Linked DNA regions of Homo sapiens: region 1 is linked to region 2. Evidence: read pairs that join two places in POLR2A ChIA-PET (ENCODE). Cell type or tissue: PC-9. All regions are shown on one strand. Region 1 overlaps LINC02643 (long intergenic non-protein coding RNA 2643). Region 2 overlaps PIP4K2A (phosphatidylinositol-5-phosphate 4-kinase type 2 alpha).

The links. Peaks named below come from ENCODE experiments on the same cell type or tissue, not always from the same donor. Only the 100,000 strongest peaks of a DNase experiment are listed, where the experiment ranks them.
Region 1: POLR2A ChIA-PET joins it to region 2 with 10 read pairs; 1 of 35 experiments calls an interaction of 5 or more read pairs at or near these places.

The regions. Positions count from the first base shown.
Region 1 is chr10:21,347,586-21,350,085 of GRCh38, reverse strand. The region is part of intron 4 of LINC02643 (long intergenic non-protein coding RNA 2643); the gene reads left to right. Among named protein-coding and RNA genes, the nearest start is that of LINC02643, 24 kb to the left of the region's middle. In PC-9, no CTCF peak of the experiment used is centred here; no DNase peak of the experiment used is centred here; H3K27ac peaks cover 332 bases.
Region 2 is chr10:22,691,630-22,694,129 of GRCh38, reverse strand. The region is part of intron 1 of PIP4K2A (phosphatidylinositol-5-phosphate 4-kinase type 2 alpha); the gene reads left to right. Among named protein-coding and RNA genes, the nearest start is that of PIP4K2A, 22 kb to the left of the region's middle. RefSeq lists an enhancer at 1-1,164. In PC-9, no CTCF peak of the experiment used is centred here; no DNase peak of the experiment used is centred here; H3K27ac peaks cover 200 bases.

The sequences.
Region 1 (2,500 bases), 1.3 Mb after region 2:
CTGTTTATAGCAGGGCTGACACAATTTGCTGTGGGAAGAAAGACTTGAACTGTCATTATAGATTTTCTCTCCTTGTGTGTGACTTAGCAGGACACTGACATTGGGTCCTCCCTGAAGGTCATCTTGAACCGAATATGCGCCCCTAACTTTCCTTCCAACCAGGCAACAACGGCACAATTTCTTGGCTATATCTTGTTTGCTTTTCAGCAACGGCAAGCCAAAAGCCATCCCAGCACAGAAATAACTGGGATGCCTTTTGTTTCTTTGGCAACTGTTATATCACTCTTGCCTTTCCTTATTTGATGAGAAGGTAGTAGAGAAAAAAATGATAGTGATAATCTCACACAATATGTAGGTATTTTTACAAACCAGTCTTATACTTGAAAATAATTTTATAATACATCAGGAAAATATCAAAGAAAAATATAAGGAAAAGGGAAGAATAGGATTATTGTTAGAAAATATAAAATACCATACTTGCCTTTAGAGAAAAATTTACAGTGTAATTAAATGAGCCAATATCAAGGTGTTTTAATAATCTAAAATATTATTTTTATATACCCTACCACGTAAAATACTCGGCAGGGATCTAACAAATGAAATGTAAACCTTTCCTATATTTCTTTTACATACCATCAATATAGCTTACTACTATTTTGCTTCCTTTACTCACATGCTTAAGAATGAAGTACTATCCTAAAGCAGAAGAAAAATAAAGGCACATCAAACATGCATGCTGCCTATTAACATCTGTTTATTCTAATTTAATTTTTTTTTTTTTTTGAGATGGAGTCTCCCTCTGTCACCCAGGCTGGAATGCAGTGGCACGATCTCAACTCACTGCAACCTCTGACTCCCTGGTTCAAGCGATTCTCCTTCCTAAGCCTCCCGAGTAGCTGGGACTACATGCATGTGTCACCATGCCTGGCTAAGTTTTGTATTTTTAGTGCAGATGGAGTTTCGCCATGTAGCCCAGGCTAGTCTCGAACTCCTGACCTCAAGTGATCTTCTGCCTCAGGCTTCCAAAGTGCTAGGATTACAGGCATGAGCTGCTACCACGCCCAGCCTGTTTTAATATTAATTCAGTATCAATAAACTCAGAAAACTGATTGCACTAACAGGATAATGGTAATTTTCATTATATAAGGAAAGTACTTAATTATTCTATCTTGATCACAATTTGGAATAAACACTTGTCTGGTCTAGCAATAAACTGGGCACTTTCTTTAGCCAAAACAAACAAACAAACAAAAAAAGGGTCAGATATTATCCATTGATACAGTTTGGATATTTCTCCCCTCCACGTCTCATGTTGAAATGTGAGCCCCAGTGTTGGAAGTCGGACCTCGTAGGAGGTGTCTGGGTCCTGGGGGGGGGATCCCTCATGAATGGCTTGGTGCCCTCACCACAGTAATGATTTCATGCCAGATCTGGTTGTTAGGGTCTGGCATCTCCTCCTCCTCTCTCTTGCTTCTGCTCTTGCCATGTGACGTGCCAGCTCCCAGGTCACGGTCCTCCATGATTATAAGCTCCCTGACCCCTTACCAGAAGCCAAACAGATGCTGCTGCCATGCTTGTACATCCTGCAGAACTGTCAGCCAAATAAACCCCTTTTCTGGGCCGGGCGCGGTGGCTCTCGCCTGTAATCTCAGCACTTTGGAAGGCCGAGGTGGGCGGATCACTGAAGGTCGGGAGTTTGAAACCAGCCTGGACAACATGGTGAAACCCCATCTGTACTAAAAATACAAAAATTAGCTGGGCGTGGTGGCGGGCACCTGTAATCTCAGCTAGTTGGGAAGCCGAGGCAGGAGAATCGCTTGTACCTGGGAGGTGGAGGTTGCAGTGACCCGAGATCGTGCTACTGCAATCCAGCCTGGGTGAAGAGTGAGACTCTGTCCTAAAAAAATAAAAAATAAATAAATAATAAGCCTCCTTTTCTTTATAAATTACCCAGTCTCAGGTATTCCTTTATAGCAATGCAAAATGGACTAACATATCCATAAAGCCATTGACCAGGTGAAGAAAAATGATGATGGAGTCTGTTATCTGTCCACCACACTCTATCCTCCCATTCTTCCTCAGTATTAGAACACTACTGCGGATTTTGGCTGCATTTCCAGGGGCTACATTCCCCTGGCTCATGTCCCACTTTGCAGCAAACTGTGGCTATGCAACCCAGCTCTCACAGATGGAATATGAACAGAAATGTTGGGAGCAACTTCCCATTTACTTGATTAAGAGAAAGTCTCTAGCCCTGAACTCACCTCTTGCCCCTATCCTCGAAGTCTGGCTTGGCCACAATTTGGACATCCTTGGAAGTCATGTGTGGAAGGACTGCCATCTGCCACCCTGGACTGGGGACAAACCCACCTGGAATTCTTAAACTGGACTGTTAGATGAGTAAGACATAAACTTATCTTGTTTGAGCCATTGAATTTTTGGGTCTCTTTGTTACAGCAGCTATCATTTCCTCACCCAGACAGAGGCTAAAGCACTACAT
Region 2 (2,500 bases):
GGGATTGGTACTAGGATCCTGCAGACACCAAAATCCTCAGATGCTCAAGGCCTTGCAGTCAGCCCTGTGGCACCCAGGGGTATGAAAAGGTAGTCCGCCGTATCCATGGGCTCTGCATCCAGCCAGTAATGTATTTTTGAATCGCCTTTGCTTTAATCCGAGGGCTCCGCATACTCAGATAAGGTGTGTAAATGAAGGAGAGAGTGACTCTGGACTTAACACCTCTTTTATCATGCTCTCTTCATTTCTTGGATTCCATTAAAAAAAATCATAACCCATCAGAACCAGATGGTAGTTGTAATTTTTTTTTTCCTAATCCCTTCATGTTATAGCTGAGAAAGCTGAGACAGTAAAATAAAGAAACAGTGCTCAGTGATAGAGCGAGGACCAGAATTATGTCTCCCAACGCAGCACCAGGCTGGGTGTGTGTGTTAAGGTCATCTGTGGGTAGTGTGTCGATGACTAAGCTCCCCAGATGGGAACTAGTGGAGATCTGTTGATATCTGACTTTCTAAAAACTAATTTCTCTCTCAGATCTCTCGGCTCTGTTCTTTTGTTTCTTAAACATACGGCCTTGAAATCATCTTTAGTTTTTGTCTTTTTGCTTTCTTATAGACACATGCTTTGTCTAGCTATTACTGAAACATAAAGAATACTCATAAATAGATTCTCATTTCCTGAGAAGTTGCCTTCTGAGTGAATCAACATGCCATGTAGAATCACTCTTGGACTCTTTTTAGTGATGATGGTGAAATCCTTGTATGTATTACTCTCCAAAAGCCTTAAAAATGTTAACAAAGAATACATAGGTAAAATAAAGCAAAATGCAATCAGCTAAAAAAAAAATGAAGTTGTAAAGATGGGGAGAGAAAAACACATTTACCATAAAATTTTTCACAGTCCTGGTTAAGGAAATTGACATTGGAACTTGAAACTTAGGTTTGAATTTCTTAGCAACCTTGACAAATCTGTGATCTAACTATCCTTGTCTAATGGGAGGACAGATACTGGTTTATTTTCACCCCCTGATTCTAAGGAAAACTTATGACCCCAATCGATTAAAACAGGACTAAAATTAATGGATATGCAGAACTATTTGTTATTGAGTCCCATGAAAGCCAAGGCAAAATGGGACACACACCAGGTATCAGAGTGAGGCAGCCCAGAGGTACGGCTTTCTCCCAGCCTGGCTGTAAACAGAGATCAGCCTTGAATAAATGATTCCTTGACGAACATTTTCCAGTCCAGCTTGGTGAAAAATTGAGATCACTATTGAGTGCCTAAAGGACATGTTTTCTGCATTGTTGACTGAAAGAAGATTCCTATACCATAGTTACCTTGGTATGTAGGTAGTAAAGACCTTGTACCATTGGGTCAAATGAGAACCTCACTTGTGGTCTTGTATGAAGGGCTGTTCCATCTCTAAGGGAAGGCCGTAAGTGGGGCCTGGATATTTCTGAGAAAACATTTGATGGTAGTACTCTATTGAAGCCCCAAATTCTAAGCTACAGAGCAGAAAAGACAACGTCTAGGAAAAGAGACACCAAGTGCCTACCCCTTTCACAGAAGAATCTAGCTGCAGCTTCTGTAATATGTTTATTTAGAATCACATCCCACCCTGCCCTAGTTCTCAAATAATCTAGTGTGGATTTTAGACAATTTTCTGTTGTCTAAGACAGATCCCCAACCCCTACTCCACAGATGGACCAGTAGTGGTCCATGGCCTGTTAGGAACTGGGCCACACAGCAGGAGGTGAGCAGCGGGCAAAGGATCAAAGCTTCATCTGTATTTACAGCCGCTCCCCATTGCTCACATTACCGCCTGAGCTCTGCCTCCTGTCAGATCAGCAGCAGCATTAGATTCTCATAGGAGCGCAAACCCTATTGTGAACTGCACACGTGAGCAATCTAGGTTACTCACTCCTTATGAAAATCTAATACCTGATGATCTGTCACTGTCTCCCATCACCCCCAGATGGGACCATCTAGTTGCAGGAAAACAAGCTCAGGGCTCCCACTGATTCTATATATTATTGAGTTGTATAATTATCTCATTATGTATTACAGTGTAATAATAGAAATTAAGTGCACAATAAAGGTAATGGTCTTGAGTCATCCCAAAACCATCCCCACACCACCCCAGTCCCTGGAAAAATTGTCTTCCACAAAACCAGTCCCTGGTGCCTGAAAGGTTGGGGACTGCTAGTCTATAAGATGGTTTTCTATTGCACAGTCCAGACTGACAATGACAAGGAATTTAGAATCTCAGCTATTGTTCTATTTCCAGCAGCTCTTCCTATTGATTAACTATGAGAAACATATTTTTAAGAAGGCTTATTTTTGGGAAGTTAGAGTTGTGTTGTTTGAGGTGTGCTCCTGAAAGCTGTTTACTCAAACCTTTATGGGTCAAGTTTTGTGCTGGGAGCAGGGTTTCCCTTGTAGTGAGGAGCTTACACCTGGAAACATAGCAAATGACGCAATGGGAGAGCCACCTCACTGT